2 separate regions of the Homo sapiens genome follow, and region 1 is linked to region 2. A link is an interaction called in ENCODE POLR2A ChIA-PET data of the cell type or tissue named here. Cell type or tissue: endothelial cell of umbilical vein. All regions are shown on one strand. Links, peaks and the distances in the headings refer to the core of each region. The heading gives the core; the rest is flanking DNA.

Region 1 (5,382 bases), core at 297-5,296, 110 kb after region 2:
AGTCCGGCCTGGGCGACAGAGCGAGACTCCGTCTCAAAAAAAAAAAAAAAAAAAAAAAAAAGAAGAAGGCCTTCTATGATCTGTTTCCTACCCACCTCTTTAATCTCACCATTCAAACCACTGGCCTTCCTTCTGTTTCTTCAACACGCCCACCCCTTTCCTGCCTTGTGGTCTTTGCACTTCCTGTTACCTCTGTCTAGAATCCTCTGCCTGTATTCTTTGCATAGCAATCCCTTTCTGATCTTTCAGGATTCAGTTCACAGGTCATCTTCCCATGGATGCTTTTCTGGTCTCACCTGTCTAAGGAGACCTCCACCCTTATTACTCTGTATCATCTTGTCACATTGTTTATTTCCATCAGAGCACTTATCAGAATATGGAAGTGCTTATTTATTTATTTGTTTATATTTTGTTTCTTTCTCTTGTCTGTAAGCATCACTCACTCGTCCCACTGCACAGTTCTGGAGACTATTTACAAAGCTTGTTACAGGACATGATACTCCAGGGAGATTTCTAAATACCCACCATCCAGTAGGTACCTCCAGTGCTCCCAGTAATGAGGTACTTCTTTAAATTCTTCTTCTTATTATTATTCTTTTTTTTTTGAGATGGAGTCTCGCTCTGTCACCAGGCTGGAGTGCAGTGGCACAATCTCTGCTCACTGCAACCTTTGCCTCCCAGGTTCAAGCGATTCTATTGCCTCAGCCTCCTAAGTAGCTGGGACTACAGGCGTGCGCCACCACACCCAACTAATTTTTGTATTTTTAGTAGAGCCAAGGTTTCACCATATTGGCCAGGATGGTCTCTATCTCTTGACCTCGTGATCTGCCTGCCTTGGCCTCCCAAAGTGCTGGGATTACAGGCATGAGCCACCACGCCTGGCCTACTTCTTTAAATTCTGTCACTTGACCAGCCTGGCCAACATGGTGAAATCCCGTCTCTACTAAAAATACAAAAATTAGCTGGCCTTAGTGGCAGGCACCCATAATCCCAGCTACTTGGGAGGCTGAGGCAGGAGAATTGCTTGAACCTGGGGGGTGGAGGTTGCAGTGAGCCGAGATCGCACCTCTTCACTCCAGCCTGGGTGACAGAGCAAAACTCAAAAAAAAAAAAAAAATCCTATCACTTCATCTTCCCATACGGAGCTTCTATTGCCATGATACCAGCAAGGAACTGTCTCAGAGAGGGTTAGATGACTTGCACAAGGCCACATAGCCACTAAGAAGTGATGGGGGCAGGATGTGGGCCCACATCTGCCTGGTTCTGAAGGCCTCTCTCTTTCTACCATGTTGCACAACTCAAGACGAGGTGGAAGAAACACCAAAAAAACCCACAATTTACAGTGCTGCCTCTTTTCTTCTTTGACTTGACCAACTTTAAACATCAACTCTCTAACACTTGTGGACAAACATTCACTAGCTACCATCCTTTCATTTGGGAAACCACTCTCTCCTGTGCCATCGGAATCCTGCTCTGCCATAAGGTGCCGGGGGCACCAACACCACCCCTCCCTCTTCCCACCTTGAGAGTGTGCATGCGACCTGGGCTGGCCGGATTATTTCTTCTGCAGTTCTCCACAATGGGTCCAGGAACGGGCAAGTGATCTGAATCGGGCCAGTCAGCCTCCTCCTTGAAACTTTGGTGGTACTCTGGGGACAGTCATTGCTCTGGGGTCATCATTCATTAGCACCGCAGTAGTCAGGAGCTGCAAGTGGCCACCTTAGTCATGTAGAATCTTATGGAAAATGAAGCCAAATAGAAGACAGCTATAAGGGATGGATGAAGAGAGAGACTAAAACAGACGCCAAATAGCATAATTTCAGCAGTGGAACCCAGTGACCCAGCCATTTATTTATTGGGTTGTTTGCTTAACATCTATCTCCTCACTAAGCTAGCTCCACAAGGGTAAGAATGATGTCTTCTGTGTTCACCACTGTCCCCACAGTGCCTCAGGCAGTGGCTGTCATGAAGTAGGTGCTCCCTACAGATATGGATGAGAGTATGGTTTCTACCAGCAGTGTCTGAGCTCACAGCATAATGATAATATTCCAGAGAAATCATCTCGGTCTCCAGCTTTTGGAATGAGCTGGCTGGGTACATGGGGCTTGATTAAAATTGGAGGAGACATAGTTAATCTTAGAGTCAACCTTATGACATAAGCCAAGTCCTTTTACAAAAACTAGGTTTCAATGGGTATGCATTGAAACTGGGCGGGGATAATGTGTTCTGGCTCTGTTCTTTAAAAGTGTGTATGATGTCTGAGGCCCTGTCATTTAATTTGATTCTAATATGTCTTTAAACATCCTGTCAGATTATAACCTGATTTATCACTCACTCAAGAGGCTAAAAATAGGAGGTGATACAAGAGGTTAACATCACTTAGCAGTGAGTGTTTTCTCAAAGGGACAGACATAGATCAGAGGAAGCACGTCATTCATTCCTATCCACAGGCTGGGCACGCCTGGTGCTTGGCAATTGTTTCAGAATGAAATGACTCTTGAGCTGAACGTGTCATCATTTGGGAGGGGCAGTCTGAGAGGGTTGCAGAAGATGCGATGACTGAAAATCTTCCTCCAGCCAGCCCCTGCTCAGCAGTCCCCAGGAGCCCGCAATGGTCCCCGATTGCTGGCTGCTCTTGGCTGGTTTCCAGGACAGCCGTTTACACAGTGGAATGAACCATGGGAATGGAAGAAAATTTGAAATTTCTTTTTTTTTTTTTTTTGGGAAAAACAGCTGATCTTGCATTGTGTTCCAGCTTCCCTCTTGGTAAAATAGAAATTGTTTACATTTCCCCCTTGGAGGCTGCTAAGCCCTTAGAGAGCCTCAGAGGAGGGGCAGTGTGAAAATAAAGGCTACAAATTCTTACAGTGCTGGCTAAAAAGAAGGCACTGACCTCTGACATCTCAAATTCAGGGAGCAGAATAAATGAAACAGCAACATGCTCACTCCAGGGTAGGCAGAGCACAGGACTGGAATTAGGGATGGAAGAAGGACATGAACATCTATGGAACATGTAACTGTGTGCTGGACACGGCATTAAGTATTACCTGCTGTTGTAGGCAGTGGGCTGCCCTAACAGGGTATCACAGGCTGGGTGGCTTATAAACAGCAGAAATTTATTTCTCAAAGTTCTGGAGACTGGAAGTCCAAGATCAGGGTGCCAGCATGGTTGGCTTCTGATGCAGGCTTTCTTCTTTTTTTGTGTGTGTTTTTTGAGATGGAGTTTCACTCTGTCGCACAGGCTGGCGTACAGTGCCGCAATCTCGGCTCGCTGCAACCTCTGCCTCCCAGGTTCAAGCGATTCTCCTGCCTCAGACTCCCACGTAGCTGGGACTATAGGCATGCGCCACCAGCTAATTTTGTATCTTTAGTAGAGACGGGTTTCAGCATGTTGGCCAGGCCGGTCTCGAACTCCTGACCTCAACTGATCCACTTGCCTTGGCCTCCCGAAGTTTTGGGATTACAGGCATGAGCCACCATCCCTGGCCTGATGGCAGGCTCTCTTATGAGTTGCAGACTGCCAACTTCTTGTATCCTTAGACGGCAGAATGGGGGCTAGAGCTTTCTGGGGCCTCTTTTATAAGGCACCAACCCCATTCATGAGGGCTCTGCTCTCATGACTTAATCACCTCCCAAAGGGCCCTACCTCCTAATACCATCACATTGGGGTTTAAATTTCAACATATGAATTCTGGGTGGGGTGGGGTGGGTGTCACAAATATCCAATCCATAGCACCTACTTACCTAATAGGAATTACCATGGTATATGGTGTTACCTTAAGTTGATATTAACCCATTCTATGAATGAATAAGCTGATTCTCAGGGAATTTAAGTAATTCCTAAGCCAGTAAGTGGAAGAAGCAGGATTCATCCTGAAGACTGGCTCCAAAGTCCCAATGTCTTTCCTCTCATTGTCATATCATTGCTACCTATACACATCAATAAGGCCTAAAAATGAGAATGAGCTTGCCTGAGTGTAACTGTGGCTCCAGGGCCCCTGCTTTAGCTAGGGAAGGGCATTTGATGAGAGGCTCTCGCTACTCTCTGGAGGTTAGATGGCTCCATTTCATGGACACTAACGTTTGGAAAGAAGCCAGACCTTCTCTTTTGTGCCCTCTGAGCTTCCTTTGGATATTTCAGAGCCTCCCCTCCTGCGGCCTCCAGCCCTCTTGGGCTTCACTCTGGCTATCCACTTAGGCTCTATCCCTTGCTTCTTCCTAAATACTATCTCTGTCTCCTACAAAACTTATTCACCTGGGGCCAGGCACGGAGGCTCACGCCTGTAATCCCAGCACTTTGGGAGGACGAGGCGGGCGAATCACCTGAGGCTGGGAGTTTGAGACCAGCCTGGCCAACGCGGTGAAACCTTATCTCTACTAAAAATACAAAAATTAGCCCGGCCTGGTGGCGGGTGCCTGTAATCGCAGCTACTCAAGAGGCTGCGGCCGGAGAATTGCTTGAACTCGGGAGGCGGAGGTTGCAGTGAGCAGAGATCACGCCACTGCACTCCAGCCTGGGTGACAGAGTGAGACTCCGTCTCAAAAACAAAAAACAAAAAACAAAAACTTATTCACCTGGATCTTCTTTCTTCGGGCCTTGGAAAGTCATTAACTTGCTTATCTGCTTAGCAAGCTAATTCATGCCAAAGTATTAATGATAAAAATGTGTAACACTTTTCTTGGAGCTATGGGCAGTGTTCAGTAAGTAGTCCCAGGCACTTGTTGTTTGGACAACATTGTGTCGCGTGCAGTAGGCCCTGGCATGAGCCTTCAGTCCTTTCTTATCAGAGGATTGGTGGATACCACAGGTAGTTGAAAGACATGTTTCTGTCCCCATCCTATGGAAATGTTTGCAGCAGGATTCTGTCTTGTGAATCTTCTGTTTTCCATGGTGTCTGAGGTTCACCACTCTTTCTGCAGTGGAGTGCCCACTTCCTTGCGCCCAGGACTTTATCATAATGACCAGCATGAGCTGGGCTCTGCCTACCGTGGCTCAGAGTTTAACTCTATGAAGAATCAGTATCATCTGTATTGCCAGAGACTCACTGCCATCATTCAGCCCCCTTGGGCTCTGCAGACACCAGCACCCTTATCCTGAGGACAGCTGTTCTCTCAGATCCATGTGCCCCTAGCAGGCCTGCTGCTTGGTGGCTCTCTCTGACCTGAGTGATGTGCTGGTGGAAACAGTTTTATATTTCCTATTTCAAAAAAAATGTTGGTAGAATATACATAACAATATTTATCATTTTAACTTTTTTTTTGAGACAGAGTGTCACTCTGTCACCCAGGCTGGAGTGCAGTGGTGTGACCTCAGCTCACTGCAACCTCTGCTTCCTGGCCTCAAGTGATCCTCCCAATTCAGCTTTCTGAGTAGCTGGGACT
Region 2 (5,382 bases), core at 237-5,236:
ATACCATTAAGGGGTTGGCCCAGTAGGCCATAGAAGGCAACTTAAAAGGCTTCTCATTAGGTTAGGATGGGAAAGGATTTACAAAAGAATTTAATAAATTTAAATCAAATATATGAAAATCTATGAATTAAAAATTATACTCAGAAAAACTCATGTATCATAATTAGAAATTGCTAGGATATCAGCTTCTTGCTCTGAAAATTGATAACAAAGTAAAAGAAAAATAAAGCACTTACCTGCCTTTCCCGTACAAATTATATTTCTGAGTTGTCAAAAGAGTTGAGAGAAAATTCTTTTTTATAAAAGAATTGTAGCTAATGCACAAGTAATATACACATTTTCAACAAACATTAAAAAAATGAAGACAAGCCGGGCACGGTGGCTCATGTCTGTAATCCCAGCACTTTGGGAAACTGTGGCAGGTAGATCACTTGAGCCCAGGAGTTTGAGACCAGCCTGGGCAACATGATGAAACCCCATCTCTACAAAAAATTAAAAAATTAGCTGGACATGGTGGTATGCGCCCGTAGTCAGGAGGCTGAGGTGGGAAGATCACTTGAACCCAGGAGTTGGAGGTTGCAGTGAGCTGAGATCACACCACTGCACTCCAGCCTGGGTGACAGAGTGAGACTCTGTCTCAAAAAAAAAAAGACAAATAGATCAGTATCTTACCTATATAAAGAGAGTTTTCAACTCCAGTGACAAAAAAGTGAAGAGAATAATGGGTAACTGATCTATTTCTTTTAATGTTTGTGTTTAACACAGTGCCTTTTAACACATTTAATTAACACAATGTTTGGCAAAAGTTGGCATCCTAGGAAGTCTGTTCAACAATTCATTTGCCATTTTTTCCCCCGCTCTTCACTAGTATTCTTCATATTCCATACAAGTTTATAGTTTGTATAGTAAGTTTTAGAAATTGTACTCAGGAGGCTGAGGCAGGGAGGATCACTTGATACCAGGAGTTCAAGACCAGCCTGGGCAACACAGCAAGACCCCATTTCTAAAAATGAAAAAACAACCCAGGCATAGCAGTGCACACCTGTAGGATCAGCTGCTCAGGAGGCTGAGGTAGGAGGATCAGTGAGCCCAGAAATTTAAGGATGCAGTGATCTGTGGTCGTGCCACTGTACTCCAGTCTGGGTGACAAAGGGAGACCTTGTCTCTTAAAAAAAAGTAACATATACGGCCGGGCGCGATGGCCCACGCCTGTAATCCCAACACTTTGGGAGGCCGAGGCAGGCAGATCATGAGGTCAGGAGATCAAGACCATCTTAGCCAACATGGTGAAACCCTGTCTCAGCTAAAATACAAAAAATTAGTTGGGCATGGTAGCATGTGCCTGTAATCCCAGCTACTTGGGAGGCTGAGGCAGGGGAATCGCTTGAACCTGGCAGGCAGAGGTTGCGGTGAGCTGAGATCATGCCACGGCACTCCAGCCTAGTGACAGAGTGAGACTCCATCTCCCAAAAAAAAAAAAAACAAAGTAACATATAAACATTTCTTAAGAAATACACTTGATGTTTTTAAACTTGTATTTTCCTCAGTAAATTTCTGAAAGCTCAGCCCTTTAACTTTCCAGGTTTCATTTATCATACTGTTCTTTTGTTGGCATATCATAATCTATAATTGGATATTTCAGATTGAAAAAAATAGTGATACCAATTCACAGAATTTTAATACCCTTTTTTTTAAAGGCTGAATCATGTCAGGGAGATTTAAGTACATTGGCCAATGTGGTTACATCATTAGCGAATCTTGGAAAAACTAAAGATCTTTCTCAAAATAGTAATGAAATGTCTATGATTGAAAGCTTAAGCAATGATGATACCTCTTTGTGTGAATTTCAAGAAATGCAGACCAACGGTGATGTTTCAAGGTAAGGTATCTTTTGATTATCAATGTCCTTTTGTTTACATGTCTTTCAGTATTTCTTAAAACATTTTTATGTTAAATGCTATTTATAAAAGTTTCAGAAAACAAATACAGGTTGATTATCTAAATACAGGTTGATTATCTCTTATCCGAAATGCTTTGTTCAGACCAGAAACACTTCAGATTTCAGATTTTGGAATGTTTGCATTACTCTGGGTACCATGCAGGCCTTTCTGACCTTTTCAAAAATATCTTTACACCACAAAGAAGAGAATATGCAAAAATCCACAGTGAGTAATACACATAGGTCTTGGCTCCTCATGGGGAATCGGGGGAACTTGCCATTGGCATGTCTGGCCTGTACATGTGCCATTTTATCATCCTTAGTGGGCGTGCTTACTTGGGGGAGTCTGGGCGTATACAGAAAAGATTTATCTCAGCTGGGAGGATCTTTTTTCCCTTGGGGACAGGGAATAAACACTGAATAAACTGTAATACACCTGCTTTTTGACTGCAACCCATCATGAGAGGTCAGGTGTGAAATTTCCACTTGTGGCATCATGTTGGTGCTCAAAAAGTTTCTGATTTTAGAGCATTTTGGATTTTAGTATTAGGAATGCTTAACCTACATTTCTATTTTCACTTAGAAAATTTAAGGCATAGTAAGTTTTCACTGAAAACCTGCATTCATTATGAAAGGTTATATTCTAAATGACAAAATCAGTAAGTGAATATTAGAAGATTAGAAATGTGGTCTTAAAACCTAGGAATTTTTTCTTCTAAAGATGAAGATGTGTATGGAGAGCGAAACACTTGTCTTTCTAGGCAATCATATTGATCCTGCTCCTCAATTTCTAGTGATGAAAATTAATGTAAAAGGTTTAGTTTAATCAACTACAGTTTTAAGTTACAGTTGAAGAAAGTAGTATCAGAATTCTGTTTTTTATTCTGTAAATATTAATGCTTAGGATATAGAAACAGTTTATTCAGGGTTTTCCTACACTGCGTTTATCATTTAAAATATTGAATAAGCTGAACACATTAGTGTATAGGAGGCTGAGGCGGGAAGATCACTTCAGCCTGGGATTTTGAGTCAACCGGCAACTAGACCCCATCTCTAAAGGAAAAAAAAAGATATGATAAAAATACGCTGAATTGGCCGGGCACGGTGGCGTATGCCTGTAATCCTACCACTTTAGGAGGCCGAGAGGGGTGGATCACCTGAGGTCAGGAGTTTGAGACCAGCCTGGCCAACATGGTGAAACCCCATCTCTACTAAAAATGAAAAAATTAGCTGGGTGTGGTGGCGCATGCCTGTAATCCCAGCTACTTGGTAGGCTGAGGCAGGAGAACCGCTTGAACCCCAGAGATGGAGGTTGCAGTGAGCCGAGGTCACGCCACTGTACTCTAGCCTGGGCGACAAAACGAGAGTCTGTCTCAAACAACAACAAAACATAATATATATACTGAATAAACTACATTTAAGAGTCACAATAAGTAATACTTTGTTGAACATGAGATTTTAAGAAACTCTAGGAGGCTTATTGAAAAATATGGGGAACTATTTTGAGTAATTATTTGCTAACATTAGTTTGTTATTATTCTAATATCAAATTGTTACAGTTTAGATTTAGCTATGTGACCACACATTTTAAAATACTCTCTGCCCGGGTGCAGTAGCTCATGCCTGTAATCTCAGCACTTTGGGAGGCCAAGGTGGCAGGATTGCTTGAGTCCAGGAGTTGGGAGACCAGCCTTAGCAACATAGTGAGGCCCAGTTTCTACAGATAATTTAAAAATTAGCTGAGCATGGTGGTGCGCACATGTAGTCCCAGCTGCTCGGGAGGTTGAGGTGGGAGGATCGCTTGCTTGAACCCAGGAGTTCAGGATTACAGTGAGCCATGATCATGCCACTGCACTCCAGCCTTGCTGACACAGGGAGAATGTGTTTCAAAAATAAACATGAGTAAAATGTTTTCTGAATTTTTAAATAAAATTTAAGACCTATTGTACTGTGTATAATAAAGTTGACATAAGTTCTTACCCTTGTTCTAAGTAACTTTTGTATACAAAATAAATAGGCTGATAGTCTTGTAGTATCATATATATATATATCATACATATAATGTTCTTAAAAAATAATTAATTGAAAAGAATTTCGTTTAATTGAGACAGGGTCTTGCTGTGTCACCCAGGCTGGAGTACAGTGGTGTGATCATAGCTCACTGCAGCCCTGCCCTCCTGGACTCAAGCGATAAAATATATAACTTTTAAAAACATATTATTATATGAAAATATGAAGATGCTTCTCCCCCTTAATTATGCAAGATTTTAAAAAGAGACTTTAGGCCAGGCATGTGGCTTATACCTGTAATCCCAGCACTTTGGAAGGCTGAGGCGGGCATATCACTTGAGTTCTAGACCAGCCTGGCCAGTTTTTTAGGCTTAAATCTTAATTCCAGAATCCTATGTAGAATTGTTATTTTATTGCGGTGTTTGGTCAAGCTCATAGCTTCTGATGTCTTCATACAGGGCATTTGACACTCTTGCAAAAGCATTGAATCCTGGAGAGAGCACAGCCTGCCAGAGCTCAGTAGCGGGCATGGAAGGAAGTGTACACCTAATCACTGGAGATTCAAGCATAAATTACACCGAAAAAGAGGGGCCACTTCTCAGCGATTCACATGTAGCTTTCAGGGTATTTCTATATGTTTTTTTTAACTTGTATGTTGTGTTGCTTGATTTTGATCTACCTTTCAAAAATCAAAGTATGTTTGTTGTGCTTTTAAAGTCAGAAATATCCCTGATAGAATTTCAGAACAGCAGCTAAAACACTCATCTGGGCCAGGCACAGTGGCTTATGCCTGTAATCCTGGCATTTTGGGAGGCCAAGGTGGGCAGATCACCTGAGGTCAGGAGTTCGAGACCAGCCTGACCAACATGGAGAAACCCTGTCTCTACTAAAAATACAAAATCAGCCAGGTGTGATGGTGCATGCCTGTAATCCCAGCTACTCGGGAGGCTGAGGCAGGACAATCGATTGAACTCGGGAGGCGGAGGTTATGGTGAACCGAGATCACGCCATTGCACTCCAGCCTGGGCAACAAGAGCAAAACTCTGTCTCAAAAAAAAAAAAAAAAAAACTCATCTGCATATAGAAACAAAATGTCTTTAGGCTTTTCTCTTCTGTTTATCAAGATACTGAATAAGCTGGGCATGTTAGTGTGCATCTATGCAGGAGGCTAAAGCCTTATGTAGATAAGATAATGGCGTAATAAAGCATCCTGTTAAGTCAGTTATAATAGCAGTTATTGCGTTTAAAAGTTAGCTTTTATAACTTTTCAGCACATTTTGTTAAACTTTAAGTATTGGCATTCATGATGTGTTGAATGGACTGCTTTTGTTCAATGCCTAGCTACTACTATATCGTAATCAATAAGACCCAGATAGTTTGCTCTTACCATAGTAACTACAAAGAGCTCCATTTGTTATGTATCATCTTAATTA

What was found. Peaks named below come from ENCODE experiments on the same cell type or tissue, not always from the same donor. Only the 100,000 strongest peaks of a DNase experiment are listed, where the experiment ranks them.
Region 1: POLR2A ChIA-PET joins it to region 2 with 8 read pairs; 2 of 35 experiments call an interaction of 5 or more read pairs at or near these places.

What each region holds. Positions count from the first base shown.
Region 1 is chr12:94,938,745-94,944,126 of GRCh38, reverse strand. No RefSeq gene overlaps it. Among named protein-coding and RNA genes, the nearest start is that of NDUFA12, 62 kb to the left of the region's middle. RefSeq lists a silencer at 2,523-2,572. In endothelial cell of umbilical vein, for the core only: no CTCF peak of the experiment used is centred there; a DNase peak (open chromatin) is centred at 2,446; H3K27ac peaks cover 947 bases.
Region 2 is chr12:95,048,259-95,053,640 of GRCh38, reverse strand. NR2C1 (nuclear receptor subfamily 2 group C member 1) reads left to right here. Exons shown (of 14, transcript NM_003297.4): 8 at 1,698-1,879; 9 at 4,408-4,573. Among named protein-coding and RNA genes, the nearest start is that of NR2C1, 23 kb to the left of the region's middle. In endothelial cell of umbilical vein, for the core only: no CTCF peak of the experiment used is centred there; no DNase peak of the experiment used is centred there.